2 separate regions of the Mus musculus genome follow, and region 1 is linked to region 2. The links are chromatin loops, found by intact Hi-C in ENCODE. Cell type or tissue: gastrocnemius. All regions are shown on one strand. Links, peaks and the distances in the headings refer to the core of each region. The heading gives the core; the rest is flanking DNA. Region 1 holds the start of Tff2 (trefoil factor 2 (spasmolytic protein 1)). Region 2 overlaps Ubash3a (ubiquitin associated and SH3 domain containing, A).

Region 1 (16,534 bases), core at 3,545-11,544, 94 kb after region 2:
GCTGAGGCATATAAAGTTTGCATGACCAATGGGCCTCTCTTTCCACTGATGGCTGACTAGGCCATCTTCTGATACATATGCAGCTAGAGACACAAGCTCTGGGGGGTACTGGTTAGTTCATATTGTTGTTCCACCTATAGAGTTGCAGATCCCTTTAGCTCCTTGGGTATTTTCTCTAGCTCCTCCATTGGGAGCCCTGTGATCCATCCATTAGCTGACTGTGAGCATCCACTTCTGTGTTTGCTAGGCCCCGGCATAGTCTCACAAGAGACAGCTATATCAGGGTCCTTTCAGCAAACTCTTGCTAATGTATGCAATGGTGTCAGAGTTTGGAGGCTGATTATGGGATGGATCCCCGGATATGGCAGTCTCTAGATGGTCCATCCTTTTGTCTCAGCTCCAAACTTTGTCTCTGTTACTCCTTCCATGGGTGTTTTGTTCCCAGTTCTAAGAAGGGGCAAAGTGTCCACACTTTGGTCTTCATTCTTCTTGAGTTTCATGTGTTTCACAAATTGTATCTTATATCTTGGGTATTCTAAGTTTCTGGGCTAATATCCACTTCTCAGTGAGTACATATCATGTGAGCTCTTTTGTGATTGGGTTACCTCACCCAGGATGATGCCGTCCAGGTCCATCCATTTGCCTAGAAATTTCATAAATTTATTCTTTTTAATAGCTGAGTAGTACTCCATTGTGTAAATGTACCACATTTTCTGTATCCATTCCTCTGTTGAGGGGCATCTGGAATTTTCTTAATCAATGTTTTCTGGCATGGTGATAGTCTGTCTTCCTTCCTTCTTCCTTCCTTCCTTTCTTCCTTCCTTCCTTCCTTCCTTCCTTCCTTCCTTCCTTCCTCTCTCTCTCTCTCTCTCTCTCTCTCTCTCTCTCTCTCTTTCTTTCTCTCTCTCTTTCTCTCTCTCTCTCTTTCTTTCTTTTTCTTTCTTTCTTTTTAAAGTTTATCTTCCTTACAGTTACTTGAGTTTCTGGGATTTATGTCTTTATACCTCCTGTCAAGTTTATTAAAAAGCTGACCAATATTTCTCCAAATAGTCATAAACAAGATTTTTCTCTTCCCTCCCACCAGTGCTCTGGTTATGTGACACTGATATTATCTCAGAAGCCACAGAAATCCTGAGGTTTCTCCAGCCCTTTACTCTTGGTGGCTTAAATGGTTAGCACCACACTGGCTTCGAGTAAACCAGCCGCTTCTACTATATCCATTGTCTAAAACTATACAACAAATTAGTCCATTTCAGATGCACTTTTTTCATTTCTAGAATTTCCATTTTCACGTTTCTCATCCCTTTCCTTGCTGGGGATCTATTTATGATTGGCATTTCCTGGTCTGGTTTTCCCTTTCTGAATTTGTTTCTATCCACCAGCCTTTCTAAAGGTTGTTAGATGTTTTTCTTGCTTTGTTATAGGTACAGTAGATTTTGGTTTTTGTGTTACACATTGTCATGGTTTGAGTCTGAAATGCTCACACACCCCAATCCCCCAACCCCTGCACAGGCTCAAATGTTTGGACACTTAATCAACAACTGGTTTTGGAAGTTGTAGAACATATAAGGAATAATGCCTACATGGCAGTGGTAGGCTCCTGGGAGAGGCTATGAGGCAATACCACCTTTTACTCTGGTCCGACCCCCCTGGTTCCTGATCTGGATGCCACACTGCTGTGCCTGCCTTCTTTGTTATCGTGGACTGTGAAATCTTTCTCAAACTGTGAGCCAAAATGAAAATTTACTCCCCGGAATTGCTTCTGTCAATATTTTATCACTGCAGGAGGAAAATTAACTAATACAAAAGACTTAGTATAGAGAGATGTGTTGTGATTAAACCTGCCCGTGGGTCCTAGCCTTGGTCACTTGTCTGGGAACCATGTAGAGGAATTTGTAGATGAGGTTAGACAAATCCTAGAATACCACATGCAGAAATTAATGGGAAGTCCTGTCTGAAGTTCAGAACCCCAGTGTATAGACAGAAATGATGGCAGCGAAGACATGAGGAGAAACCTGACTTGGAACCAAACTAGAGGCCATTTGTGTTCAATTCTGCCAAGGAATTTGGGCACCTTCTGCCCATGCTCAAAACAACCAAATGAATCAGAATACGAAAGCATGGACTAATTTTCTTTGGTGCAGGAAATTTCAAGACAAGATAACATTCAGGCTGTGGCATGGCTGCTACTTGCTGCATTTACCCAAACATACAGTGAGCATCCAGAGCAAAAAGCAAAGCAAAAAGATCCGAACAATGTGAAGTTTGGGAAGGGAAGGAACGGAATCATTATTTAAAGTTGTATGCGAAGCAAGGCTGTGGGGAGCATCTCATTGAGGAGGAGTTTAGTGCTGCCCCCCAAAAGAGCCCTCCCAGCTCTGCAATGGAACAATAGAAACGCTGACCAAAGTGGCAGGCAGAATCCCACCCTTCAGATGCTATAGAATATAAAATTGAAAACTCATTTGAAAGATTTCCATTAGAAAGAAGAGTCGCCATAAAGAGAGGAGTTGACAGAAGAGACATAAGAGCCTGGGGACATTTGGAGTTAGACTGAATGCTCAAACAGAGCCACACAGGAAACAGTCTGGAAGGTTCCCCTATACAGGCACTGGGGGGCCAGGGTAGCAGGGGTCCAAGGGACTTGATCTGGCAGCAGATAAACCACTTGGTGACTGCTTTTATTAAAGTACCGCATGTAAGAGTCAGGGGACTGTGGTCACTCGCTCTGTGTTTCTAGAGAAAAGCCAGTGAGACTGGGCAAGAGTCCTTGAAGTGAGCCCCCAGGGGGCTCGTGAGTGAACTAGTAAAGAGAATCGTAAGTTGCAGTGGAGATGTTAGTGATGTGGGATGTCTGCGGAGGAACACTGCAGGCAGTGAGCGGAGCTGGCCGAAAGAGAGCCTGTGAGTGCTTTAAGTGGCAGGGCTATTAAAGGGGCTGCCCAAGCCTGTTAGAACCCCATTGATGACACCATGTGCCTTTGGTGCCAGGCATTATTGTTAGGGTTTTTTTTTTTTTTTGACCAAATTTTCTTTACTATCACTCCCCCGCCCCCACTTTAGAACGGAAGTGTTGCATCTGTAGCATCGCAGATGACAAGTATATAATGTTTTAATTTTTCAGAGGTTCACACTACAGATTGCCCTGGAGTCTCAGTAGATGCTTTGGATGTTTAGACAGTGTTGAGACCCCTAAGAGCCTGGGGACATTTGGAGTTAGACTGAATGCATTTGACATTATGTGATGGCCATGGGCCTATGGGAGGCCAGACATGGAATGTTGTGGCTTACGTCTGGAATGTCCTTCACGAGCTCAGATCATTGTTTTGGGAAGCACAGAGCCTTTGAGACATGTGACCTAGCTGGCAGAGGTGGGCTGTTAGGGGCAGGCCTTGCAAATTGAGCACCTTTCTAATTCTGTCCTGAGCTCTCAGATCACCATGTGAGGAGTTCTGCCCACATTCCCACCATGATGGAGCCATGCTGCCAGTTCTGCCTTGCTATGATGGAGTGACATATTTCTAAAGCTCTGAGCCAAAAGAAACGTCCCACTTAAAAAATATTAATTTGAAAAAATATGCATCTAGGACCCACACAAAAGAATAACTCTTCCTTCTTTTTTTTTGAAAAGATTTAAAAAATAAATTTATTTATTTAATGTATATGAGTACACTGTCCAACCTTCAGACATACCAGATGATCCCATTATAGATGGTTGTGAGTCACCATGTGGTTGGTAGGAATTGAACTCAGGACCTCTGGAAATGCAGTCAGTACTCTTAACCGCTGAGCCATCTCTCCAGCCCTTTAGGAATTTTCTTTCTTAAGTTGCTTTTATGGGCATTTTGTCACAACCATGAGAAAAATAACCAACACACACAGCACACCGTTGCCGTGTTATGTGCCTGCGGTTTTTGTTACTTTCCTTAGAAAAGCATTGAGTTTTGCTTCATCAGGCTGAACCTCGGTTGACCTTGGTCCCCTCACTTCTAAGATCCCAGGGTGTGATTCTATGTAGAGATGGAATAGTATGCGGCTGACTAAGGTAAAGCTGGGTCGGTTGTCTGTCTGATGGCGCCCTTATAAGAGATGCCAGGAATCCACAGCCAGCCCCATCAGGTCACAGGAAGAGGATGCCTTCTTCCTGCTGAGGAGGGGCCTTAGGAGAAACCTGCCCCTGCTGATACCTTGATCTAAAGCTGTCAGCCTCCTGAAGCTGGAGAAGACACACACCTGCTATCAAAGCCAGGTCTGCAGTCCTTTGTCCTGGCAACCATAGCATGGTAATTTGGGGCAGCTAATTTACTTGCAAAATGGCTTGATTCTCTCAAGACCTGCTTTGAAATTCAGCTAGATTGGGCCTGGGGCACCTCCACTCTTGGGCCAGTTAGCCTGTTCCTGTGGTGTGCCTCTGCGTCTGTCTGTAACCCATCCTTGGGTTCCTCGTAGTCTCCTTCCTCAGGCAGGGTAGAGTCCACCCTCTTAGAACCACTACAAAACCGGGAGTGTCCGGCTGCCTCCTACCTCGGGTTCAGAGCATGGGGGAGCTCGGTCCTCTAAGCCTTATGCTGCTGCTTCCACGCATGCTCAGCCCGCTGAGCATCCCTTCCTTCCTCAATATCCGATTTGTCTGGCCTTCAGGTCAAGGCAGTGAAGGATTTGACTAAGAACTCAAGGAACTCACATTTATGGTCTGCGGCTTCGTTTTCTTCCTTCTCCCACCCAGCTACCCTGGTTCTGGGCCTGGTTCTTGTTTCTCTACTCTGCCTTCTTTCCCTCTTCTGGATTCCTGTCATTTGACAGGGCTTTAGAGTCCCCTACAGGAGAGGGTGGTCTGGACCGTTTTTTTCTGTGTGCTCCGAGAAAGACTGGCTAGTACCTGAGGAATTCCAGTTTGCCTGAATAGATAAACACCATCTCCCCCAAGGTGTGCAGGGAGACTGGGGTGGGGCTGGAGGTGGGAGTGGAGAGAAGACATGAGAAAAATCACACCACGAAGTCACGGCTGGTCTGAGAGCATGCGCAGAAGCAGCAGCGCGAGGCTTGCACATGCAAGCCCTGGAGGAGGCAGCGGGGTGCTCCTGGTGTTGTAGTGGGGGGGGTGGTGATGTGAGCCCCCTGGAAGTCGGGCTGGAGGAGAAGAGGCACAGACAAGGAGAGCTGAGCTGCTGTGGAGTCGAGGGTTAGGATTTAAGGAAGCAGCTGCTGTGGTAGCCACAGAGAAAGTGCTAGAAGCGAGAGTGTACTGAACGGGAAAGAAGCCCGTGTTTTGTCCGTGGAGAGTTCAGGTTCTGAGAGAGAGAGAGAGAGAGAGAGAGAGAGAGAGAGAGAGAGAGAGAGAGAAGGGGAAGTTCCTAGAGTCCAGGAGAAGATACAGAAGATACAGAGCCCGGCAGCCATCAGTCTGCATGTGACCTGCCTGGGGTTCAGAAGCCGTTTATGCCTGTACCAAGATTTGGGCCAATGACCTTGGGACTGAGTCCTTGTCATCAGAGACGGGTCAGTGGACCCCAGTGAGGCAGGTGCAATAGACGTGGCACAGTGCAGAGTCTGTATCCACAGCACCCATAAGTTTTCCTATAAAGTGGAAACTGTAGCTGTGGGGTTCTCCTGAGCCTCTGTGATTGGCCCACAGCCTGGTCCCACAGATATGGCTGTCTATTGTTGTGCAGTACCCTTGACTTTATATGGAATGGGGCGGGGGTGCAGTGCTCATAATATGGATAGCCTGTTCATCAGGACACAGGCTTGTACAGGGGGAAGGGATAATGCTCAAAGGAAAGATAAATGTCTCTTCAGGGGACAGGTGGCTTTGGCGGAACCCCTGATGGGGCAGGGGAACTTGGGTTGGGATGTGGGCCAGAGAGGAGGGAGGAATGAGGATGTTCAAGAAAATGGGTTCTTGGCAAGTCTTATCATCTTGATGGCTGTCCTAGTTGACTGCCCCTTGCTATGATAACCAAAAGGAACCTGGATAGAAAAGCAATTATTTATCCAATACATCCCTATCAGTCAGTCATTGAGGGAAGTCAGACAGGACCACCAAGCAGGAACCTGGAGGCAGGAACCAGGAGGCAGGAACTGAAGCAGAGACCATGGAGAAATGCTGCTTACTGGCTTCCCCCCACCCACCCCCCATGGCTTACTCAGTCTGCTTTCCATCTCTTGCCAGATGACCCTGGCTTGTGTCAAGTTGACACCAAAACAGCACAGCAACAACAACAACAAAGATACGTAATAAACACAGAGATAAAGAACCGCTGGGATGTGCCACAGAGAAATAGAGCCCTGCTGGGTTTGCAAGGATCCAGGTGAGGTTTTGAGGATTTAGGTCTGCTCTTTAGAGCCTGGGATGGGGCCAAGGCTTTTAAATTCTGTATCCGAGTCATGGACTCTGTAGCCTATCTCCCACAGCTGGGCAGACTCCTTCAGCCCCAAAGGACACACACACACACACACACACACAGTCCCTCTCCTTCTCTCCTCTGACATTTCTGTTCTGAGTTGTCCTGATCCCCTGGGTTCTGTCCTCGGTGTCCATTTTACAAATCCCCTCTCCGGGGCATTTCATGGGTGGGCATCTCAGTCCTAGGCACTGTGTGAGGGAAGTGAAGTATCCCCACGGGGCAAAGAGTGTCCAGCTTCAGGGATGAAGAAAGCTGCCTGCCCCATGACGGCTCCCTTAGGCCCTGGCGGCTGGTCTCTGTGTACAACAGTCCTTGGGGCTGGCAGGGAGCCAGGTGAAGTAGGGTGTGCCTTGCATCAGGAATGCAGACTGGGTCCCCTGGAGATGCTCCCCCTCCCCTGGGAGGCTCCTGGATATAATGACCTTCTCTCTCTGTGCTCTTTGTTTCTCCATAGCGTCATTCACTTCAAATATTTAAAAAACAAAACAAAACAAACAAACAAGAAACAAAAAAAGAAAACAAACAAAAAACAAAACCTAAGAAGTCTCTACAGTAGGCACAAACCTTACCCAGAGTAACACCACGAGGCTAATCCCTTCCTGGGTGTGACCCTGTGGGTGCCCTATTCCAGTTGCATACGTGGCCCATTCCCCTTTCAGTAACCTGGCACGACCCAGCCTGACCCAGCCCATGTCCGGAGGGGTTTTTCCCACCTCCTCTGGGCCTCCACTTGGAGCCATGTCAGCTTTTCTGCACAAAGAACCTAGGAGGCTTGGGGCCACGAGTAAGGGACAGTTATCAGGGCCATTGAGCAAACAAACAGGAGCCAATAAAATGCCAGCTGGTGGGAACTGGGCATTCTGCAGGCTGCCCAGGTCCAGTGGAGCAGACATGCGACCTCGAGGTGCCCCCCTGCTGGCAGTGGTCCTGGTTTTGGGACTGCATGCTCTGGTAGAGGGCGAGAAACCTTGTAAGTAAAAGTCCGTGGAGACCCAGCAGGTGAAAGGTAGGATCTGAGCCCCCTTGAGTGATGGGCTGTAGTTCATCTAGGACCTGGACTAGGTGGGTTTTTTCTCTATGTTCCCTCAAAGGACAAAGGCAGGGTGACAGATTGCAAGGAGCTAGACAGCACCCTGCTGTCTGGGTGCTGCTGTGGGAAGCTCACCCAGAATCTCTTATTCAGAAGGGCTATGTCTACAGGTGTCAGCCTGGTTAGGAGGACAGGAGGGCCTGCTGTCTTGGGCCTATCTTGTGACCTTGACTTCTGCATAGGTTCATAGAGTCACCCTCTTTACAGAAGGTTTGTGTCGCCTTCTTCCTTCCCTTCCCTTCTCTCTCTTTACCTCTTCCTTCCTTCCTTCCTTCCTTCCTTTCTTTCTTTCTTTCTTTCTTTCTTTCTTTCTTTCTTTCTTTCTTTCTTTCTTTTCTTCCTTCCTTCCTTTCTTTCTTCCTCTCTTCTTTCTTTCTTTCTTTCTTTCTTTCTTTCTTCCTCTCTTTCTTTCTTTCTTTCTTTCTTTCTTTCTTTCTTTCTTTCTTCCTCTCTTTCTTTCTTTCTTTCTTTCTTTCTTTCTTTCTTTCTTTCCTTCTTTCCTTCCTTCCTTCTTTCTTTGTTTCTTTCTTCCTTCCTTCCTTCCTTCCTTCCTTCCCTCTTTCTTTGTTTCTTTCTTTCTTTCTTTCACAAATGAAATGGTTTCAATAAAAGCCTCCCCTGGTTTCCCCAGGAGGAAGCCAGATAGCTTTAACATGGGCAAAATAAGACCTCATGTCACCCCTTGGGCAATGAGATTCTGCAAGTGTCCTAAGCTCCCAGGGCAGGTTGGAAGAAGCATCTAGCATGCTGGGCAGGGATGACCATGATGGCTCGCTCTATCCACAGCCCCCTGTCGGTGCTCCAGGCTGACACCCCACAACAGAAAGAACTGTGGCTTCCCGGGCATCACCAGTGAGCAGTGCTTTGATCTTGGATGCTGCTTTGACTCTAGCGTCGCTGGGGTCCCTTGGTGTTTCCACCCACTTCCAAACCAAGGTAAACTTTGGAGAGCCAGGTCCTTCTGCCAGCTGTCGGCTTAGGACCTGGCCCTGGGCAAGGTCTACAGCAGGTGCTTGGAAGCCTAGCTGAGCTAGAGCTAGCCCAGGTTAACACGAAGGAAGCCTTAAATGCCTCTTCTATACCCTTACCCCCTCCCCGATCCCCATCCCATACCCTAAATCTACCATTGGCCTGTACATAAAAATGTAACTTCCAAAGCAGCTTGGGAAGGGGGCGTGGAGGCATCAGATATGATGGGTTTCAAGCCAGGGCAAACTGTGAATACAGTACGCACAAGAATGCCAGCTGTGTGTGAGTTCACCGCAGGCATGGGCTTTGCCACTGGGGCACTCGTGGTAGGGAATATCCTCCCAAATGACCAGCATGCTCTGAAGAAAAACCAGGTAGGTTAGTGGCTGCGTCCAGGGTCCCTTTCGATATCAATGTCTTCAAGCTTCTGGGCGTGGTACAGTGGGCTGCTCTTATTTCACAGAGCTCAATGCTGAGTCCAGAGAAGGTAACGTGGTTTTCCCGAGGCCCCAGTTCTGCAAAAGTTCTGTGATCACCTCCCAACATTAGTGCCCTCCTGTGGGGAGGACAACCAGTCCTTGGGCATTACTCTCCTGAGAGACGCCACCCCCAAGGAGCTCCTTGGGACACTCAGAGCCTGCAAATTCAGTGTCCCTAAGAAGGCAGACCTTGTAGCCCTCAGTGAGTGTCCAGCCTGACAAAGCCTTGGATGTTGCTCTTCCTCACAACCAGAATCGGAGCAGTGTGTCATGGAAGTGTCAGCTCGCAAGAATTGTGGGTACCCGGGCATCAGTCCCGAGGACTGTGCCAGTCGAAACTGCTGCTTTTCCAACCTGATCTTTGAAGTGCCCTGGTGTTTCTTCCCACAGTCTGTGGAAGGTAATGGTTGTCGGTGGGGCCTGCCTGGAACCTGGCAAGAGCCATTCCCACCCACACTCACCTGCTGAGGGTCCCTCCTGTGTGTGTGTGTGTCTGTGTCTGAGTGTGTACCTGTGTGTCTATATCCGTATGTGTACCTGTATGTGTACATGACTACTGTTCCTGTGTACCTGTGTGTATGTATCTGTATGTATACCTCTGTGTGTGCGTACTCTGTGTATCGTATCTCTGTGTGTGTGCGCCTCCGTGTGTGTACACCTCTGAGTGTGTATGTATTTGTATGTGTACTTGTACATGTGCGTGTGTACTGTGTGTACTTGTGTGTATGTACCAGTGTGTGCCTCTGTGTGTGTATGTGCGTGCCTGCATGTGGAGGTACTCTGCAGAGTTTGGGTGCTTCCCTTAGTCCTTCTCCCCCATAGTTTTTGAGACAGGGTCTCTCACTGAATGCAGAGTTTACCGATTGGCTAGGCTGGCTGGCTAGTGAGCTCTGCTCCAACCTGTTCCCCAAACTAGTGGGGTTTTTGTTTTGTTTGTTTTGTTTTTGTTTTGTTTGCTTGTTTTCTGGAGCTGAGGACTGAACCCAGGGCCTTGTGCTTGCTAGGCAAGCACTCTACCACGGAGCTAAATCCTGAACCCCAGCACTAGTGTTAAAGATATGCCCACAACACCTGTCTTTTTATGTAGGATCTGGGGATCTGAACTCGGACCCTCGGGCTTGTACAACAGGTGCTTTACTCATTGAGCCACACCCTCCCCTGCCTTGGCCTGCTCTCAGGGGTTTGTTCTATGGCCACCCACACTGGTCAGCAGGCTCCCTTGGGGAATCTCTAACGGTTTGGGGAGAACAGGCCCCATCGTTCCTGTCCCACTCTGTCCTTGTTCAGAACCTGTCTATGATGGGGCAGCCACACTTCTGAGCGCAGGCACTCATGCCTCCTTGGCGTCCTGACCAACCACCTTGCTTTTGCATCTCCAGATTGTCACTACTGAGAGTTGCTACTGCCGAGCCACCCGTTCCCTGGGAGCTGCAAGCCAGAAGAAAGTTTCAACCAGACTTCATCAATCTCTGGGGTTTCTAAAACCATCTTGACCCTTAGCAGTGGCTAGACACAGCATTTTCCAAGTAAAGAAAAGTTGAAAAACCTGGCAATTTTTATTTTGGTTTCCTTGAGGCAGATGTACAATGGCGGTGTGTACACACCGATCGTACGCGAATGTGTGCGTGTTTTCGGGAGTGTGTTTGTGTGTGTGTGTGTGTGCACCTAGGTGTGAATACATGGAGTGTACACAGGTATATACACAGGTATGCGAATGCATGCATGTGCATGTGTGTGTGTAAGTATGTGAATATGTGCGCGTGTATGAACACATCAGAGTGCACATGTGCATATATAAGCAACAGTGCATATAGCACTCTTCCATCCCTCTGAGAGCCTCAAGCCACTAGTTACTTCTGGGCCACTCCAGCAACAACAGTGTTCTGCCTATGTGAACTTCAGAATCTACCATCTCTATGAGACCACACACTCAGTTCTCTTTAGAGAGCACAATGGACTCCGACCTCAGACCCTATAGGATAACGCATGACTGCTGATCACAGTTCCTCAGGTCTTTCTGGTTTATCAACTGCCCTGCAGGCTACCCACTTGTGATGTGGGTCCCTGGCCACTGGTTGCCTTCTCTTCTTGATGTGAACAGGAACAGTGGGGATCTGGGCCTTGGGAAGTCACCCTGAACTGTGGTTTTTGACCTGAGAGCATCTTTAGTAACATTCGAATGGAAGTTACTGAAAGGAAGCTTCATTTTAATGAGGTAGTTCTGGGTAAGGAGGCCCCAGCAGGGGCCATTCTTCATTGCATTGTCTAAGACAGTGGTTCTCGGCCTGTGGGTGGTGGCCCTGTTGACAAACCTATAAGTCCAAACATAGTTACATTAGGATTCATAACAGTAGCAATGAACTAATTTTATGGTTGGGGTCACCACAACATGAGGGACTATACTAAAGGATCCCAACATTAAGAATGTTGAGAATCACCAGTCCGAGGACCATTAATGTCTCCAGTTAGAGGCCAGGAGGGTGTGGTGATGGTGTAAGGCTGGCTTCTGATAAATTTCTCATCTCTTTTCCTTTCCCCAGCCTAAGCTGACTGGTTAGCCTTGCCCAGTGATCCACTCCTGCTGCCGGGGTGGGGGTGGGGATGGGGAATGGGGGTGGGTAGGGGGTGGAGGGAGGTGGGAGGGTAAGGGGTTGGGGGAACCCCGAGTTCCAGGACTAGGGCTTGGCCCGCGGGTTTGCTCCACTCCTACCTCGCTTCCTTCTTAAACTCTTTGGTGAAGTTTGCTCCATTTTCTGAGCCAGTTATACTCAGCTGCATGGTCATCCAACAACAGTGCTACGGCTTGTTTTCCTATGAGAAAACACCGACCAAAAACAGCCCAGAAGGGAACGATTTCCTTGGCTTACACTTCCCTATCATAGGCCGCCGTGACGGGAAGTCGGGACAGGAACTCAGAACAGAAACCCGAGACAGGAGCCAATGCTGAGGCCACGAAGGGTGCTGCTTATGCGATTGTTCCTCCTGGGTTGCTCAGCCTGCTTTCTTATATGCCCCATGACCATCTCCTAGGGATGCGGCAGCACCGATACTGAGCCTCCACATCAAGAAAATGCTCCACAGGCCAACCCGATAGAGACATCTGGTCAGGTGTGGATTCATTTCCAGAATGGCCCTGGCCTGTGTGGAGCAGACCAAATACAACACAGCTGTCTTCATCGCTCTGGGCTCTGCTTGTTAGTCCCAGGCTTGGAGCCTGCTTAGGCTCCGGGATACTCTAACTCTTGCTTGCCCCACACTGACCTAGCCAACCGTGTGGCATCCCCTGCCTTCCCCGGAGGGCCACTAACAGTCTCTTGATTCAATCAGAAACACACCTTTCTTTTCCCTTTAGCCTCACTTCCTCATCTCGTCTCCTTCCCATCTCTTCCCTCGGTGGCTTCCACCTTCTCTACCTGTTCTTCTATGCCATTTGCCATCATAGGCACCCATCGTGAGTGCCACCGTCCGAGGACACGAGAGGTGGAAAAGGCAGGGCCTGGTGGGAGGGTCTTGCAGCCCACAATCTGATAAGAAGCAGATGAACAAGGGGTTTGGGACACCCCTCCACCCACACATTCACCCGCCCTGGCTCTTTGAGTCTCAGACTTGCCCCATGTCTCCCTGGTCACACCCCCTCCTGCCCTTCAGTATTGTGAACTGTCACCAATTTTCTAGCCTCTCCCACTTCCCCAGACCCTCATGCTTGTGGAAACAGCTGGGGAAGGAGCCCAGGCTGTCCACGGGATATCCTTGGCTTCCGGTTAATCATATGGATTGGAAAAAAAACTTGCCTTGCTCCACAGCCCTGCTGGAAGGCACCCACACCAACCTTTCTGGGTCTCCTGGAGGGTTGGAGGACAGGACACGGTCCTCAGCCACAACTGCCAGGTTTTACCAAAAGGTCCATGACCTGTAGCCCTCATATTTATTTTGTCATCTCTGGCACTTTAATTAGATGTGCATGTGAATCCTGTGTGGTTGTTCCCACCTGGCAGTCCTTGTTCTCTAGTGCCCTCTACTGGCTGACTCCAGGAGAAGCTTCTCTGTCGCCACTGCCAAGGGCCAACCACTGTCAGATGCCAACCCAGCGTCTTCTCATTAGTAGAACTCACAAAGACAACAGTTATACCATGGACTTTTGTTTAACATTAGGTGTATTGATGTATGAGTCACGCTCCATAAAATTTAAACAAGTAGCAGGGCGGAGGTGGCACACAACTTTAAATCAAGTACTTGGGAGACAGAGGCTAAAGAATCTCTGAGTTTGAGGCCACCCTGGTCTGTAGAGCAAGTTCTAGGACAGCCAGGGATACAGAGAGAAACCCTGTCTCAAACAAAACATAACAAAAATAATAAAACGTAAGTAAATGCAGTAAGTTTGTCAAATGCACACAATTGTGTAAATATTATTTTAGTCAAGCACAGAGTATCGTTTGACCCTACTCCACCAAACCTCTTGATGCCCTTCACGGTTAGAGCCCTGCCCTATCACCTGCCCCTCCAAGGACCCAATGATCAACTTTCCTCCTGGCTCCATCTCTCTTAGAGCTTCCTGTGTGTGTCCTGTACAGTACGGCGTGACAGCTCGTTCTCGCAGAGCCCGTATGCTTGCCAGGCTGTCACCTGTAAGGAAGCTCTGTTCTTTACCATTGCTGAGCCATGTTCGTTCCATGGTTTTGGATGGACCTCTGAGTTGTTCCTAGAGTTTACTTATAAATGACGTCACCAGAAGCCCCTGGGCATAAGTTTTTAGACATACTTTGGTAAGTGGTTGATCTCTAACTTCGTAAGAGTCAGGGGAATTGTAATCACCCCATTTCTCCTCGCCACCAGCAATGGGTGAGGTGACCGGATGCTCTCTGCGTCCAGATCCTTTTCATCTTAACTTACTTTCATCAATTAGCAAATGCTATTGAGCATCTCATGGGCTTATGGTTTTTTTTTTAATAGTATTCTCTGACAAAGCCTGTCTGGATGGTTCATTTATCCTTTTTTAATATTAAAATATTATTTTCATTCGGTCATACACATGCCATGGCAGGTATGTGGAGTTCAGATGACAGATTATGGGTATTGGTTCTCACCTCCCAACACGTGAGTCCGGGGATTGAACTCAGGTCCTCAGGTTTGACAGCAAGCACCTTTTCCCACTGAGCCATCTTGCCAGCCCCAGCTTATACCCTTTTAATCAAATGGTGTTTCCTTTGTTGTTTCCTTTGCTTGTTTCTGACTGTGTTCTTACATCCAAATACAACTCCTCTATCAGAGCTGAGTGTGGTGGTTTGTTGTGAAGATTTCAGCAGAGAAGACTGCTCTGATGTGGGCTTAAGCCAATAAAAAGTATTAGCCAACCAATAACTAGACTGGGTGCTCAGGATCCCAGTGTTGCCCTGAGCCTTTCTCAGCATGAGCTTTTAAGCACACACACACACAAAAACAAACAAACAAACAAACAAACAAACAAACAAAAAACAAAAAACAAAAAACAAAAAACAAAAAAAAACAAAACAAAAAAAAAACCCACATCCTGGGTTGACATACTTCGGTTAACAGAACAGTTAGTCAGAAGTGGAACCACACAAGCCAAAAAGGTAAGTTTGGTACATTTACAGACTTTCCCAAAGCAATGAACTTTGATGGATCAGGTCTTTGTTTTTGTTTGTTTGTTTGTTTCTGTCAGGTGGTGCTGTCTATGGGCTGAATTTTTCAGCCTGAATGGAGTCAGTTGTGCTGAGGTCTGGGGGCCTATTACAGGTTCACCCTGTAACTCCTGGGTTTGAGAGCCTGAGGTAGGGAGGCGTCTGTGAGGTTGAAGCCAGCCCTGGCTGCAGGGGGAGTTCCAGGCCAGGCCAGGTTTACACACAACAAACCATTAAGTCCTCTATGGAGGTGTGCTGGGTAGCTATTTCCTTCTGGCCTCTGACTGCACCTTTAGCTCACTTTGGCAGCGTCTGGCAAAGAGCAAATCCTTCTAATTTTGATTGATTTCGTGTGTGTGTGTGTGTGTGTGTGTGTGTGTGTGTGTGTGTGTGTGTGCAGCCTGTCTGAAACCATCTGCTTTAACCCAAGGCACAAACACTTCCTGTTAACACTTTCTTCTAGGAGAGCCGTGACATTAATGCCCACATCTCCTGTGTGACACCTCTTAGGGAGACCTGTGGGGTTTTCTGTCATTTCCTCCAGAGCAGCCATTGCAGTGTGAAGACTCCTTGGTGCATAAAGCTCTTTCAGGGTTCTGAGAGACTCTGGGTGGACCTGCTCTTCAGAACTTCTGGTTGCTCACTGTCCTTCAGCCTCAGTCTCTGCCAGAACAATTCTGGTGTGCTGGTGCCGTCCGAGAACTCATCTGTCTCGCCCAGTTTTTGTATCTATTTTTCATATTTATTGACTACTATTATATATGTATGTGCTCACATGTGCCGTGGCACGCATGTGGTAGTCTGAAGGCAAATCTGTGGAGCCTGGTCTCTCCTTCCACCTTTACATAGATCCCAGGGATCGAACTCAGATTGCCTCGCTTGAGTGGCAAGCTCCTTTACCCCCTGAGCCATCCTGCTGGCCCATTGCTCTTTTGAAATGTCAACATTTCTTGGTGTGCGTGTGTGTGTGTGTGTGTGTGTGTGTGTGTGTGTGTGAGAGAGAGAGAGAGAGAGAGAGAGAGAGAGAGAGAGAGAGAGAAGCCTGATAATGACTGTAACATTTCCACTTTATAGAATTTACTGTTTTCTCCCTGAACAAACACACCATTAAATGCTGGGAACATAAGCAATTGTATTACTTCAGGATCCATGTCTGATATACATCAGCACATATGTGGCTTCCTGACTACCTCTGCAAATCTGTCACCTTACTATCCTTGTCCACTTAGCTTCTCTTATCACAGTGGTGTTTCCTCTGCCAGTAGAGACTTTGGACCATATATATGTATACATATACATCATATACATATACATGCACACATACATATACAAACATACACATACATGCATACACACACATATATGTGTGTGTATATATATATATGTTATATATTATATATATATTGTTTTTTGAGACAGGGTTTCTCAGTGTAACAGCCCTGGATGTTCTGGAACTCACTTTGTAGACCAGGCTGGTCTCAAACTCAGAAATCCCCCTGCCTCTGCCTCCCCAGTGCTGGGATTAAGGCGTGCACCACCAGTGCCCGGCTATAAATTAGATTTTGGATGAGACACCCAATACCCTTCTGGTTCCACTTCATGCTATGCTGTGAGTCCCTGTCAGTGACTTTGGGTGATTTCTACAATGGCTTGAAGATCTTTCGTGTTGATTACTGTAAAGGCGTGCCAGGTCACAAAGGGTGGGCACCCCCGGCTCCTCACACTCCCCAGTCCTTATCACTCAGAAGCCTCCTAATGACCCATGGGTTACTTATCATCCCTTCTGCTTTATGGCTGTGTTGTTTGCCCTGTACCTGGGCATACAAGAGTATTGATTACAATCTAAATAGCCCTCATAGCAGCAGAGGGAGCTGCCCCAGGATACTGCCTGCTGCTGCTTTACCCAGCTCTGTCCAGCCAGATTAGCCAGCAATTGCGCAGCCTTGGAGA
Region 2 (16,534 bases), core at 4,800-12,799:
TAGAGTGTTTTCTCACAGCAACAGTAGGTCACACCTACTCCAACCAGGCCACACCTCCTAATCCATCTCCAGTAGTGCTGGTCCCAGATAACCAAGCGTTCAAATATATGAAGCTATGAGGACCGTTTTTTATTCGAACCACCACAATGTGTCTGTGTTCCTAACTACAGCAAGGAACATACCTCATTTTCTTTGCTTTATCCCTTTCTGCAGAACATTGATGTGGGTTTTTCTTTATGGCTTTTTCTTTCTTTCTTTTTTTCTCAGTTTGTGGCAATCTTACAACAGGCAAATCCATTGAAATCTACTCACACCATTTTCCCAATAGCTATGATGGTTGTTACCGGTTTCCTTTTCAGATATATATATATATATATATATATATATATATATATATACACACACACACACACAAAATACATATATATGCTCGTTTGTTTTTCGAGACAGGGTTTCTCTGTGTAGCCCTGGCTGGCCTGGAACTCACTCTGTAGACCAGACTGGCCTCAAACTCAGAAATCCGCCTGCCTCTGCCTCCCGAGTGCTGGGATTAAAGGTGTGTGCCACCACTGCCCGGCTTCAGCAATATTTTAAATTAAGGTCTATACATTGTATTTTAAAACATTTCCCTATCACATACTTATCAGAGAGCAGTGTGGTGTAACTTGTATGCTCACCGGGAGACCAGAGATTTTATGGGGTTCACTTTATTGCAGCATTTGCTTTACGGCAGAGTGGACCTGTAATAGCATGAGGTGTGCCTGTGGATTTCAGGGCCTTGCATCTTCAGAAGCTGCCATCTTCCATTGACTGTTGTCCATCTCAGTAATTTGCCCGTGTTTTGGGGCTAGGTTCCAATTATTCACAGTGGGAAGACAGCCCCATGCCTTGAATGTGGGACCTGATTTTACCTAATATTCTTTTCTTTTCTTTTCTTTTCTTTTCTTTTTTCTTTTTTTTTTTTTTTTACTTTCAGTCTCCAATATAATGGGTTCCTTCATGACATTTTCATTTCGTTTCATTATATTCCTCCAGGAAACCAGAGTTCACAAAAACCATTCTTGGACTCTGTGTCTTTTCAGGAGTCATTTCTGAATGTCTCTTATTTTTTCTTTCTTTCTTTCTTTCTTTTTTTTAAATACCCTGAATTTCTGACTCCAACAAAATTGCTATTTTACATTTTTGTTAATATGATTTTCTTGCATTTCAGGATATAGAAAATCTATTTTAGTCAATTTTCTCAAATCCCAGGTAGTGATAGCCTTCTCCCTCCAGGGAGTTGATGCTGTGAACTGGCATTTGGTTAGTCATGCTAGACTTGGCACACCTGTCCATGGGGCTACGAGGCATTCTAGAAAGCTCTGGGTAATCCAGCTGCCCCATGAAGGGTAACGGAACTGTTACTGCAGCTGGAGAAGACAGTTCCATCCCTGGGTGGGCTGATCACCACTCAACAGCCCACAGAGTGTGGTGAGGGCCAGGCTCTGGGCCTCTGAGCTTGACTCAGAGATATCTGACGTTGACAGGTCTATTCTTAGTGATCGTAGAAGACCATTTGGTCAGATACAACCACTTCCTGTTCTCAGAATAACCTTTGCTCCAGTCGGGAGCCCTCCAAGTTTCCCTGACTCCAGTGTCTGTTCTGTACCCTCAGTAATGGTTCCCTGGTGTTCCCTGTGGATTGGCTTCTGGATCCTTGTACAAACCGAGATCTTAGGATGCACAAAACCTTTACAAAGAATGAAGTCATCTTTGCTTACACCTGGCGTGTATCCTCCATGCAGTGCAGATCGTATGCACGATATGTAGACAGGTCTGGCCATTGGCACTTCATATGGAGCTGTATAGCCTGCCTAGTGTTCAACTCCTGGGTGGGAGACTTTGAGTGCTCTTGCATGCACTGGCATACAATGTACATGGACTAGATGCTTGATTCAAAGGAAATTCTCCATGGAGGTACCACCCAGCCTGCTTCCTCCTGAGCCCTCTCTCCTTGACTTGTAGAAGGTGTCTTCTTTTTTTTTTTTTTAAGATTTATTTATTTATTATATGTACACTGTAGCTGTCTTCAGACGCACCAGAAGAGGGCATTAGATCTCATTACGGTGGTTGTGAGCCACCATGTGGTTGCTGGGATTTGAACTTCAGACCTTCGGAAGAGCAGTCGGTGCTCTTACCCACTGAGCCATCTCACCAGCCCAGAAGGTGTCTTCTGATATGTCGTCACAGGCTTGCTTCTCGGTATGTGTGTCTCAGTCAGTGTTCTATTGCTGTAAAGGGGACACCATGATCATGGCAGCTTTTTAAAAAAGAAAGCATTCAATTGGGACTTGCTTACAGTTGCAGAGTTTAGTCTGTTATCCTCAAGGCAGGAAGCATGGTGACACACGGCAGACATGGTGCTGGAGCATTCTACCTCTGGATCTGAAGGCAGTAGGAAGAGAGAAAGCCACTGGGCCTGGCTTCAGCTTCTGAAAGCCTAAAGCCCATACACAGGGTCACACCTACTCCAACCAGGCCACACCTCCTAATCCCTCCGGTCCCAGATGACCAAGCTTTCAAATATATGAAGCTATGAGGACCCTTTTTTGGTTTTTTCGAGACAGGGTTTCTCTGTGTAGCCCTGGCTGTCCTGGAACTTACTTTGTAGACCAGGCTGGCCTCGAGCTCAGAAATCTGCCTGCCTCTGCCTCCTGAGTGCTGGGATTAAAGGTGTGCACTACCACGCTGGCTCCAGGTACCTTTTTTCAAGGTCCTGACTCCAGGCCAACAAAGATGGCTCAGAAGATAAAGATGCTTGGTGCTCAAGGCTGGCCTCCTGACTTCAGCATCCAAAACCTAAGCACCTTAGTTAGGGTCTTATTGCTGTGAAGAGATACCATGACCATGGCAACTCTTATAAGAGACAACATTTAATTGGGGCTGGTTTACAGGTTCAGAGATTCAATCTATTATCAAGGTCGGATCATGGCAATGTCTAGGCAGATATGGTGCTGGAGTTGCTGAGAGTTCTACTTCTTGTTTCAAAAGCAGCTAGAAGACTGGGTCCCACGTGGCTGGGGAGAGGGTCTCATTTCTTACCAGCACAGTGATACACTTCCTTCAACAAGGCCACACCTCCTAATAGTGCACCTCCCTGGGCCAAGCATATTCAAACCACCACACTAAATGTAGTGGTTTGAATGAGAATGCCACATCCCTTTCTCCAACCCTGGTAGGCTCATATGTTTGAACACTTGGTCCGCAGTTGGTGGACCTAGGAGTTTGGGAGGGCCTAGGAGATTGAAGAGGTGTGTCATGGTGGGTGGATCAAGATGTGAACTCTCAACTATCCCTGTTGTGATGCCTCCGCTCTACCATCATGGACTCTAGCCCTCTGAAGCTGCATGCCCAATTAAATGCTTTCAAAACTGCCTTAGTTATCATGTTTTGTCACAAGAATAGAAATGTAGCTAAGACACTATGTAAAGGTAGGTAGTGTCTGACAACCACTTATTCCCTGTAGCCTGCACACATAGAGTGCTTACATATATTCTGTCTGTCTGTCTCTCTCTTTCTCTCTGTCTCTCTTTCTCTTTCTCTCTGTCTATGTGTGTCTCACATGCACTTCTTCTTCTTCTTCTTTTTTTTAAACAATCCTATCTCCAAATACAGTCTCACACTGGAGTACTGGGATCAAGACTTCTGTGTGACCGATGAACTGATTCAGCCCACAGTGGTGACTCTCAAATAGCTTTTCAGGTGGCTCAGCCCCCAAGTCTCTTCCCAGACTTCCCCAGGTTCTAGGGTGGGGTGGAAGAGTGCCTTGAGCTTTTGGCCCATCCACCAATAGGATCATTTGTCTTTGTTTCCACCTCTGAACCCTGCAGAACTGTCTACTGGTTGAACTTGAGAAGAAAGAATGTAGCTCTGCCCAGGACATGTGTCAATCAAAATCTTACTTTAAAAACTCAAGTGAAAAGATCAAAGACTGTGGGTTGGGAGGTGGGCCAGGGCAGTGCCCAGAGGAAGGTGTCCTTCCAAATGTCACCAGCAGGGGTCAGACGAGCTCAGAAACATAAGCCCCCCCCCCCAAGACTCCCTACCCTAATTTCTCCCTCCCTCCCTTCCTTACCCCTTCCCTCACCTCCTCCCTCCTGCTTTCCAGGTCCTTCCTGCCTTGGGCTGCAGCCCAGAGCACAAATTTGTAAAAAGTAACCACAATTTTGCAAAAGGGGGCTGGGAAAGAAGAACACCCCCCCACCCACTTTTTAAGCATGGTGTGGGGATGACTGAGTGTAATTCACTTGTGCAGTGTCGGCCACTTGGGGACAGGATGGCCTCTGTAGGGTGAGGTGGAAGGACACTATGCAGAGAATCCCACTTACCACTGGATCAGAGGTTCCCAAGCCAGAGCTCGTGCTGAGTTTACATACAGTGCTTACACATTCTCTCAGTCCAGGTCTTAGGAACGGCCTTCCCCGCTGTGACAGTGCTGCCACCCCTTCCTATTAAGGCAAGGGGCTCCCTCCTTCCACTCACAAAGCCCCCATCCCTTCCTGCTCATTGAGAAGAGAGAAAAGGAGGAGCCAGAAAACGACCTGAGCGAAGTGTGTGTAGGAGGCACAGATCTTTATGTCTAGACCCTGGTACAACGGCCATAATGTGCTTGGAAGAACAGAGGCTGAGGTAGGCTGGAGGATGGCCTTCTAAGACACATCCTAACTTCCGGGACCATGAACAAGTGACCCCTGTGGCTAAGGGACTTTGCAGGCTTAGTTGCCAAGGATCTTAAGATGAGAGAAGATCCTAGGCTACTGAGCACAATTTGTCATGGCGTCTTTGAGACAGGAGGCTCAAGGCAGGGGCTATGTGACCGTGCCTTAGAATTTCCCCAAACTGATTGATTTGAATAGAATCATAAGGTAGTAGATGCCAGGAATATAATATAATAAATAGGATGCCAGGAAGGACAGAGGCCTCTGGATTCTGGAATGGCTGGGGAAGAGTCCTCTAGAATCTGTAGAGGAACACAGACCCCGCTAACCTCCAGAATCACACATTTTGTCTCTGTGCGTTAGGAATTTTGCATGGCTTTCAAGCACTACTGTCTCCAACTCTGTGTCCGAGCAACAGCAAGGAACCCCTAAAGTGCTGGTGCCAGCTGCTGTCCTGGTTTTGATCTGGTGGGCTGGCCACTTTTTTCATTGACCATTGCTCCCTTTTCAGCTGGTATGGCCCTGCCTAAAGAGCGATGGTTATAGTAATAAGGAGGGCTCCTAAGAACATACAAAATAGATGGGTGGCATCTTCAAGTGCGGGGAGTCTGTAGTTCCTGGAAGTGAGGCAGTTCCTCTGTTCTCTCCAAACCAGTGCACATGTTGCAATGTGGTATCCTAATCCAGACCTCTGCTCTGGCCTCTGCAGAGGCTGGCAGGACAGCAGATCCATGGGTGGCAGTGACGAAGGTCTGAGCCATGGCTATTCCCCCTGAGTATCGAGTGTGTTTTGTTCTTTCCTCCAGTCACACTGGGCGAGAGGCTAGGATAACTTTGTAATCATTGGATGCCTTTGTAACCATTATCACAGCCCCTTGTGCCTTGGCATAGGGCAGTCACCTCTTCCTGGAAAGCTCGGGCTGCCTCAGTTGCTTGAGATCCAGTTTCTCCAGTTAAAGACCGAGTTGGCCCCATGTGTCAGCGTCTTTACTGGCGGATTCACCAGGTCCCACTTTCCGTCCTCTCTGTTTTCCTCACAGAAGCACATGCCCAGAGATGGAATCTGGAAGAGGGTTTAGTATGTTTATAATATTCTGTTACAAGTCAATCAACGTTGGAGCATTTCTTAAACCCACTGAAAATGTGCCTCCCAGTCGTGGAGGGGACCCAATGGTCCCAGGCTGCCAGGGAGCCATGGAACCAATGCCAGCACTTACCATTTAATTTCGCCTGGGGATGATCAATGCTCCCGACAATGGGTTACATTGTTACCTAGAGATTCGTTACAACTTGGAGTGGGACTGCTAAGCATTCTGGGAGCCATGGGTCAGTCTTCCTTTCCCACAGAATTACCAGGCCCACATATCTACGAGGGTGGGAGGGTGAGAGACCCTGACAACTGGCTATAAGCTATCTTACCTGTGCCTCAGCAACACAGAAAGGTTCAGGATTGTGGGTTTAGACTATAGGACAAAGCACAAGGTGAAACGTTGGACCTCTGTGCCTTCATCTGTAAAATGGACCAGCCCATTGGATCCTTGTGTTGAGGCTTCTCTGTCCACATGCCTTTTTTTTAAATATTTATTTATTATATGTAAGTACACTGTAGCTGTCTTCAGACACTCCAGAAGAGGCATCCGATTTTGTTACAGATGGTTCTGAGCCACCATGTGGTTGCTGGGATTTGAACTCAGGACCTTTGGAAGAGCAGTTGGTGCTCTTAACCCCTGAGCCATCTCACCAGCCCCCCACATGCCTTTCTTAACAGTACTGCCTCACCCTCTTTTTAACGTCTAGGAATTCTTTGGTTAGACAAAATTTGCAAACATCCCAAGATGCAGGGAGGAATCTAAGCAGATGCTACCACTGACTCAGGGGGAAAAGAATCATCCTATCTGCAGACAGGGACTGCCAGGAGGGTGTAATGGGCTAGTCAGTGGAAAGCCTTGAATACTCAGGGTCCTGCATGCTGGTCCTGATTAGAAGGACCAGTCCTTTCAATCATCTGTCAGCAGAGCCCTTGGATAAACTTCTGATCTGGGCTGTCTAATTTGGAATGGGGTTGATGTAGACTCTTAAGTGGTCAGCATAAGAAAGTTCTAGAGTTTAGAATTTATAGGAATCATTTTTTCTCTTGTCCTTGTTCTCATCTTCCTCCTCCTCCTCCTCTTCCCTTTTCCTTCTCTCTTACCTCCTTTCTCCTTCAACTGAGGTTCCCTATGTTGCTTAGAGAACCCGTAACTCATAAGCTCATGAGGTCAGCCTGCCTCAGCCTGCCGAGTAGCTGCAATTACAGCAAGCATGCTCCATCATGCCTAGCTCTTATCAGTAATTTTCTATACCAATAGAGTCAGGGTACAGGATCACTGGTTAATTATCTTGATGAGGAAGAGAGACAGAACTGGTCACCAGGGGAAAAGAGCTAGTCTAAGATGAATAATTCATGGTCTGGCCACCTCCCTCTCTGATCTGCTGGAGTATATTCAATAGGTCACTCAAAGTGCCACCAAAGCATGTTTGTCACCAGTTTGTCATTGGAGTCTTTCATGAGACTGGCCCAGCACCTGGTCATGCTACAAATAGCTACAGTGAGTTCCCATTTGTCCTTTGACAGATGACTCAGAAGGTGAGTAGGTGGAAGTTCCTTCTATCTGTCAGTACCGCTCCCAGGCCCCACTGAGGAAGGCAGGACCACACAGGGTCTAGCCTTCTCTTACTCAAACAGTGACTCCTGACTCTTCACAGGACCCTTATACTCTTAGAGCCACAGGAGATGGGCTATGGGCTAGCTCTGAAACTTCTTGACATTGCTGCCTGCAAAGAACCGGGGAGACTGCCACTCAGGTGTTAGGGTGACAGGTTTACCCACAGCTCCTGCAGGTATGCCCTCCATGAGAGCAGGTAGGCACATTCACATAGCCAGCCCTGGATTTGATGGATGCTTGTCATTCTATAAAGAGTGCATGACCCAGCGCTTGCTTCACTTGGAGGTTAAAGAGGTATAAGAGGGTCACATACCTTTCTTACCAGTTGGGCGAAATCCCCACATTCTCTGGGTGGGAGCCCGAGGAGTGGCCTTGTGCAGGAGTCGAGCGCTGAGCTGTGGCTCACGATGAGTGTAATGCCCACTGTAGACAAAACACCTCAAGGTCAGAGCAGGCCCAGAGAGCACTTTGCAACATATAAGCCTCTTCAATGTCTTATGGGTCCAGCTACCGTGCCCCTATGAGGTGGTGGGTGGGAAGTAGCAAGGGTAGGAAGACCCAGTCTTTTGCCATGATTTAGAGCACACCACCTTGTGATGTGGGGCCTAGGGCTAGGGTGTGGTGTCTGTGTGCCAGCTTCAAGGATGGTATACGGATGATCTGAGCCTCTATCCTCTTGTGGCTGGCTGCCTAGGTCCTGTCAGCCACAGGTGGGTGTGTGATGGCTGCTATCCAGACCCGAGCCAATCACTTTATCTGGCTTATCACTGTGAGCCTGAGATGCTGCCTGCTTTAGATAAGGGTTAGTGGGACTTGGGGAGCCACCTCAGATGACATGATGGGATCCAGCACCTCGGTGTGTGTCTCACACTGGACAAAGTGAAGCTGGGAGAGGCAGCGGTTGATGGTGTGGAGCCAGGAGAGCTGGGAGCGTGGCTGGTGGTTAGGGTGGAAGGGCTATGGCTCAGCCTCCTTTTCCTTAGGCATTGGCTACCTGATCCTTCTGTCATTCTGGGCTTCTCTTGTTCCCATAGTTGGTGAAGACCCTGATGTTCTAGGGCCATCCATGCTCAGCACCAGATAGTTTGTTTGCATATGCTTGACCCAGGGAGTGGCACTATTAGGAGACGTGGCCTAGTTGGAGTGGGTGTGGCCTAGTTGGAATGGGTGTGGCCTTGTTGGAGTAGGTATGTCAGTGTGGGCATGAGCTTAAAGACCCTCATCCTAGCTGCCTGGAAGTCAGTCTTCTCCTAGCAGCCTTCAGATGAAGATGTAGAACTCTTAGGTCCTCCTGTACCATGCCTGCCTGGATACTACCATGTTCCTGCCTTGATGATAATGGTCTGAACCTCGAAACCCAGTTCAATGTTGTCCTTTATAAGAGTTGACTTGGTCATGGTGTCTCTTCACAGCAGTAAAACCCTAACTAAGATGGGCTACATGGAGTATGTGTATATGCATCCACTCCCTGTCATGGTGGAGATGATGTACTGTCTTGGCCAGAATATGGGAGTGAAGAGGTAGAGACGCTAACAGGCCAGAATCAGCCAATCCCATCCCAGGGAAGCCTGAGGCTGCCCTCCTCAAGCCTGCGGGACACTCACTGTCCTGTGGGCATGTGTTGATGATCTGCCCCATGCTCACGGCACATCTCTCCACGTACTGGTCATAGCTCTCAGCTGGCATGAGGGAGCAGCGGGGCAATGCTGGCCTGAAAGAAGATAGAAAGAGACATGGGCTGCTGTTCTGGAGCCTCCTGGTGAACAAGGGTATGCTGGAGTAGCTGAGTGGGACCATGATCCTCTAAAGAGCCTGCCAGGCAGGGCTCGTGGGTTTACAGCCAGCAGGGGCTCCTGGATGTGCTCACACTGGCAAAGGGCTGTGGCACCACCAGCATGGAGGTTGAATGAACAGCAGGAAAGCTGTACATCTCACTCTACCTGGAGATAGTCACCCCAGGGGAAGAACAAAGCCACTCCCCATCCCAAACCAGAGTCAGGACCCTCTTCTGGGTGAGGTCCCTCTGTGTCCATCCGTGCAGGGTCAGCTTTATCAGGAATACCCCCATCTTCCATGCGTGGTCAGGTTTCCCAGCCTCCCTCATCTCTAGGTGGTGTGTGTTCACTGTAGCTGCCTTCGCCAGGAGTTTTGGGTTGGCTGAGCAAGACCATAACCCTCAACTTCTCATTGCCCCGATCCTGCTGGTACTATATACACAGCTCAATCTACCTTACTCTCCACTGCATGGTTCTACCTCAGTAGATAGATCTTCTTTAACAGAAGAAATCTCTGGGTGGCAGAGATTTGCAAGGTACATACCTATAATCAAGGTCAACATTGAAGTTTGCTTCTTTCAGCTCCTCCAAGGTCAAGAAGGTCAGTGTGGCCTTGCTGGCTTCCCACTTCATCCACTCGAAGATTCCAGGCTCAACTCTTATCTTCAGCTTCTTCTCCAGTTTGAGTTCTTGGGTCAATGGAAACAAGCATTTGGATACAACAAACCTAGAGAAACTCCTTCATCCTATATCCGCCTTGGTAATTAGTGTTTTTTGTCAACTTGACACAAGCTGGAGTCATGATGGGAAGAAGGAATCTCAACTGAGAAGACTGGTCTGTAGGCAAGTCTCTAGCTGTCCTGGAATTCACTATGCAGAGTCCTTGAACTCACGGAGATCTGCCCACCTCTGCATCCCAAGTACTGCGATTAAAGGCATACATTATTACATCCATATCCTTGATTAATTGCTGATGTGGGAGGGCCAAAACCACCGTGGGTGGTGTCACACCTGGGCGTGCAATCCTAGGTGCTATAAGAAGGCAGGCTGAGTAAGCCACGGGGAGCAAGGCTATAAGCAGCACCCCTCCATGGCTTCAGCTCCTGCTTCCGGTTCCCGCTTTGAGTTCCTACCACTACCGATCCGATTGATGGACAGTGATGTGGAAGTGTAAGTCAAGTATGCCTCTTCCTTCCCCGGTTGGTTTTGGTTAGTGTTTTATCACAGGAATGGAAAAGCGAACCAGAACACCAACCCATAACCGAGTCCAAGGAAACATGTCACATGTGTGACTCTTGGCTGGCAAACATCATCCTGTGATCCAAGTGAAGCAGTGCTTTCTCTAAGACCCGGACCACCAGGCATTTGGAGGGATCCAAGGGCTGACAGCATGCTGCCCATCAAGAGGGGCCATGATGCTTGGCTATGGGGATACCGTAGGCAGTGGGCTCACCCTGGGGTCTCACTATAACCGCATATACAGCTCACTTAATCCACGCCGCAGTTTCATCCTTGATGGAATGATACAGTGACGGAGACAGGGAGTCCCAAGGGGGTGAAGAGTAGGGGAGGAAACTTCTGGAACATTCTGATTTCTCACAGTTCACCCCTCCCAAGCACTTTCTATCTTGACCAAAAAGACCTGGTCAAGTAAGGCTCTCTGTGCTTGGGATGAAGCAAGAGGGGTTCAGACTAGGGGCAGGGCCTCTGCCCCCTGGTGGCAGGCAGGGTGCTGACTTTGTTCAGGAACTTTGTTCTGCAGTGAACAAAGAAGGTTTCTATCTCCTGATATGGACACTTCCTAAGTGGGGGCAGAACCTTGGTGACCACCAGCCACCCACATGGCAATGTTGTCTCACTGGCTGAGAGGATCTGTGAATGGTTTCCTGACAGTTGAGAGATGCTGGACAGCTCCCCTCCAGTGCTGACCCTGCCCTGGGAAGTCACCTGTGGATCTAGAAGGGTTCTCAGTAGCTCCAGGTCTCTAGGCTTGTGAATGTTCATTCCCAAGTACCGAGACACTTGGCAGAGCTGAGCCACTTGGCAAAGTATGATTACAGATGTTGACCCTGTGACACCAGTCGTACAACCCTAGCACTTTGGGATATTAATGGGATATTTCTGCCAGCAGCACCTAGAAGGCTGGCTTCTAACTGTCTTTTGGCTTAGTTGTGGCCACACCCTCATTGCTCCCCATGGAGAACATCCTCAAGATCAAGCCAAAGGCAAGGCCTGCTGAGTTTCTTACCTTCTAGGATGTGCTTGGCTGTCTGCACGCAGCGCAGGGCTGGAGACGCGAAGACCGCGGTGACTCTGACGCCGCTGTCCAGCAGGGCTTCTCCTAGGAAACAACAGGTAGGGAGCTCCCTTCATGCATCAACCCAGGATGGGCACTTGCCTTGGTAGCAGGCAGGGATAGATGAGACTCTTACCCACTGCTGTAAACACCTGCAGGGTCCCCAACCAGGTTAGGGTAGAACCTGCAACTGTGACCATCAATGGTCTGTAACTACATTATATTGTATGGTGGAGGTGGTGGTACAGGGGTTGTTGAGGCTGTAAGCAGTGCAGGTTCCTCCCAGCTGGCCACAGAGCAGAAACGAGCAGACATTGAATGTGGTCGTACTTGGCATGTGAACCATATCCTTTAGCTGTGTTGAAAGATGGAGCGTCCCACGTTACCAGACATGGGTGTAGCCTCAGAAGTGGAAAGTACCAATAGCAGCCAGGGGAGACCCCAGCCCTGCATCCCTGAGGACCTGAGCTCCGCCCATAGCCTGGGTGAGTCTGGAAGGAGGCCTGGGCACCAGATAAAAGTGACTCTGTGGGCTGAAAACCCGCCATGCTCCACTCAAGTCACACCTGCACTGTAAGCTTAAGGTGCACATAGCTCTATACCTTTGCAGCCATTAAGTTGGTCAGATCTTGGCTTGTGGAAGGACAAGCTGTAATCCAACCATGTCTTCTCTGTAATACTAGAAGCCTAGCTGGTGGCAAAGGAAACCCCATGGCACAAGAGATTTCTGACAAGAGGCTTGGGGTTGTCAGTTATGGGCAAGTTGGAATACTGACATCCATAGACTGGGACCTTAATCAATGGATCTGTGTCAAAGGCTTTGACCAATAGGAATAAAAAATATCAGAAAGTTGTGACTGTACCAAACACACAGATTTCATGCAAAATGTATGGGATATGTATGTATGTATGTATGTATGTATGTGTATATGTATATATGTATATATGCATATATGTATATATGTATATATGTATATATGTATATATGTATATATGTATATATGCACATATGCATATATGCATATATGCATATTGTATATATGTATATACATATATACATATATATATGTGTGTGTATACGTATATACGTATATATGTATATACGTATATATGTATATATGTATATATATACACACATACATATATACATGCATATGTATATATGTATACACATGCATATATACGTATATGTGTGGGATTCTGTGCCCACAAAGGATCCTGCCACCTATCCCCCAGCATCCCATGGGGTAACTGAGAACAAGTTAACATAAGGCTGCGTTCTGTACCAACATGTCTTCTGCAAAGGAGAAGGCTGAGTAGAGAGACAGACAGAAAGGAATGATGTGAAGATATCAGGGCAAGACCCCATTGAGCAATAGGGAGAGATAAGTCTTCCTCATAGCCTCAGAAGGAACTATCTGCTTGAACCATGATCTTGGGATTTCAATTTCTGCCACCAAATGGTGGCAGGGATATAGTAGCTAGGGATACTTGTTACCTACGCAACACATCCCCGGATGCTCCCATGTATATACACCAAGAGCTGTTCAAACACCTTTGTAAGTATTTGGGCATGAGGACAGGACTTCTGGGACACACATACAGGCTCACATGACATATGAGCATGTCATGTCTCCTAGGGAAGGAGGAGCCCAAATGGGCTGTGTACAGTTGGGGTATCCCAACCCCAGAACTAACTGTTGTCTGACTGGGAGCCTGAAACAGTCACAGTGTGAACCCAGCCTCCCACCCTGAGAGCTGGCAGTGAGCGCCTGTGGCTCACGCAGGGTGAGAAGCAAGAAAGCTAATTCTAGTGGGTTCCTGTAGCTAAGCAGCCAGGGACTGGGATGTCTGCTTGCCCCCTTAGGCTCAGCTTTCCGAATTTGTATGATGTAACCAGAGAAACATCACAATCTCTTAGATGTCACAGAAGAAGACACCCCAGTCATAAACTTAAGGGCATGAGTCGTAGTGCAATATTACCTGTAAGGGTGTGTGTGTGTGCTTTTAAAGTGTGTGTGTGTCTGTGCATGTGTGTCTGTAACTGTGTGTGTCTGCATCTGTGACTGTATCTGTGTGTGTGCATGTGCATGTGTGCACACATACGGGTGTGCATGTATGCTTGTGTGTGGAGGTCAGAGATCAGCCTCAGCAGTCATTATCAAGAATGCCGGTCACCCTTATATTTAAAATGGCATTTCTCACGGGCCTGGAGTTAACCTTGTAGGCGAGCCTGTCTGGCCAGGGAGCCCTGGGGAGCACCCTGCCTCTGCTTCCTCAGCACTGGGAATACAAGTGCATACCACCACACCCGGCTTTTCCACGTAGGTTCTGAGGATCAAACCCAGGCCCATGTGCTCACTGGGCAAATACTTGACCAACTGAGCTATCTCCCCAGCTTGGTTTTAATTCACTCTTGGTGCATATAGTGTTTATTGCTATTTCTTCTCCCTGCAGTGTTCCCTCCCTATATTTCCTTGCTTGCATCACCAATCATGCACTCCTGGATCAGACGGCTCCACTTTTGGCCACTAGCTGTGTGACCCTGGGTAAATGATCTAACATCTGTGGTGATTTGAATGAGAATGCCCCCCCCCCCCACCACATATTTAAATATTTGGTCCCCAATTAGTGGAACTGTTTGGGAAGGATTAGAAGGTATGGTCTTGTTGGAGTGGGTGTGGCTTTGTTGGAGTGGGGGTGTGGCCTTGTTGGAGGAGGTATGTCACTGGGGATGGGCTTTGAAGTTTCAAAAGTTCATGCCAGGCCCAGTATCCCTCAGCCTTCTGCCTATGGGTCAGGAGGTAAGCTATCAGCTGTTGTTCCAGCACCATGCCTGAAGGTCTGCCTGCCAGCATGCTCCCTGCCATGATAATCATGGACTCACCCTCCGAAACTGAAAGCAAGCCCCCAATTAAATGCTTCCTTTTATAAGCTGCCTTGGTCCTGGCGTTTCTTCACAGCAATAGAACTGTTACTAAGACAATCTCCATTTCCTGGTGGGGCAGAGTAGGGAAGATGCCAGTACTATCAAAGGATGCACAGCAGGGGCTCAGTGGATACAATGTAGTCATTATTGTTAGTGTTACTCTCCTGTGGGAATACTCTGAAACATACCGGCAAGTCTGGCCTGGAAAATTCCACAGGATGATAGCGGTGGATCGTTTTCAAAGTCTTTGATGCCGTTGCTCCTCCTTGGCAGGCTGCGGGGGAAGTTCAGGTCTGGCCTGTAGTATTTTCCTGAGGTAGAAACAAGTAGCAGACATCTGAGGCCACGGAGACAAATTCCACTCGTTACCCAAGACCCCCAAGACAGAGATCCTCTCTGCAGGGAAGGCTATTGTCTGAGTGCTTGCCAAGGATGTCGTTTGTGAAGTGTTCTTATAATGAGAACTGACTGCATAGAACAAATATTGCAGGCCTGTAACATGTTCTCAACTGCAGAGCGCTTAGGTTTGCACCCCAGGGGCCGGGAGCCCGCTTTTTCCTTTTAACCTTTATCACTCACAGGGGAGAGAAAGCTGCATCCCCAGCATAAGCTTTGGAGTAGTTATCAGTTAAGCGGCTGCAGTGTGAAGCCTCCCTTGTGTGTTGCTGCCGGTGGGGCAGTACACACTGGCTGGAGGTGCCCTGCCATGGGAACTCTTCAGTCAGGTGCTTGAATGCAGGACCAGAAAACAGGGGCTGTGTGACACCCTGGTCCCTTTGATGTTGATCTCTAAGATCTGTCAATCTGTTAGAAATCCTGAGCCTTAGCTGTGTGACCAGAAACAAGTGGTTTAACCTCTCTCATTAGAGAAAAGGGGAAACCAGAATTGTCACCAATCACTGACCTGATGCCAAGGGCCTGGCTTAGACATGTGGACAGTGTGTATGTGGGTGGGTTTCCTTATCCACATTAGTGGTCCCAAAGCCTGAGGGCACTGGCATCTCCCAGCAGGAGCTATGCCATGGTCTAGGGTCCCTCAAGGACAGAGAGCTAATAATCTGTCTAGAGTCATCTGGACTCCACCTACCATCAGCAGTAGTACACTGCTGTAGCCAAGACTTCCCAAAGACCTGGTCCACTCTCTCGCCATGACGTACGACCAGAATGCCTCTCCTCGAGATGGTAGCCTGGGGTGGGAGCAATGGGACGTGAGTTATTAAGCAGACTCTGCAGTATCCACCAGCCATTGCCTAGGGTCGGAGCCTCTCCCAAACTCCTCAGCAACTGTGGTCGGTCAGGCTGCCAGTGTCACAGTGTGAGGCTGGAGGATTGCTTTCTTTTTTTTTTTTTTTTTTTAAGTTTCCTACAAAGCCTCCATCCCAGGTCAGGCTGTCCACTCTGAGACAGGGGAAAGGAAAACAAACCAGACAGCCCAGAAAATGACATTATATACTTACTTATTTATTTATTTATTTATTTATTCATTCATTCATTCATTCATTTATTTATTTATTTATTTATTTATATTATATGTAAGTACCCTGTAGCTGTCTTCAGACACACCAGAAGAGGGAGTCAGATCTCATTACGGATGGTTGTGAGCCACCATGTGGTTGCTGGGATTTGAAGATTGCTTTCATTTCTCCCTACGTTTAATTTCCTGGGCTCTGTGACTTCATAAAAGAGCTGGAAAGAGGATTGAGCCCATCACAGACACTTTTCAACTGTTTTGTCTCTTCCAAGTGTCTGTATGTCTGTTTGTCTCTTTCCTTCTATCATCATCTATCACCTGTCAATCTATGGTGGCTGTAATGAGAAGTATCCTCTATAGGCTTAAGTATTTGAATATTTGGTTCCCTACATCTGTCTGTCTGTCTGTCTGTCTGTCTGTCTATCTATCTATCTATCTATCTATCTATCTATCTATCTATCTAATAACCAAATAACCATCTCTCTTCTTCCCTCCATCCCCTCCTACCTTCCTTTCTTTCCTTCCTTCCTTCCTTCCTTCCTTCTCTCCTTCCTTCCTTTCTCTCCTCTTTTTTTTTCTCTCATATATCAATTTATCTCTAGTTTACTCAGTTACTCCTACTCTTCCTCTTCCAAGGAGCCCTCCAGGATTAGCCATACTT

The links. Peaks named below come from ENCODE experiments on the same cell type or tissue, not always from the same donor. Only the 100,000 strongest peaks of a DNase experiment are listed, where the experiment ranks them.
Region 1: it touches region 2 in a loop (4-fold over the local background); 20 of 42 quality-filtered maps call a loop at or near these places.

Annotation. Positions count from the first base shown.
Region 1 is chr17:31,135,013-31,151,546 of GRCm38, reverse strand. It overlaps Tff2 (trefoil factor 2 (spasmolytic protein 1)), which reads left to right and starts at 7,265. Exons shown (of 4, transcript NM_009363.3): 1 at 7,265-7,377; 2 at 8,284-8,433; 3 at 9,199-9,345; 4 at 10,325-10,485. The coding sequence starts at 7,299. The coding sequence ends at 10,338. In gastrocnemius, for the core only: no CTCF peak of the experiment used is centred there; DNase peaks (open chromatin) are centred at 6,743 and 7,324.
Region 2 is chr17:31,230,467-31,247,000 of GRCm38, reverse strand. It overlaps Ubash3a (ubiquitin associated and SH3 domain containing, A), which reads right to left. Exons shown (of 14, transcript NM_177823.4): 8 at 15,490-15,589; 9 at 14,591-14,713; 10 at 11,426-11,518; 11 at 9,722-9,866; 12 at 9,007-9,113; 13 at 7,716-7,825; 14 at 4,598-5,760. The coding sequence ends at 5,623. Among named protein-coding and RNA genes, the nearest start is that of Ubash3a, 31 kb to the right of the region's middle. In gastrocnemius, for the core only: no CTCF peak of the experiment used is centred there; no DNase peak of the experiment used is centred there.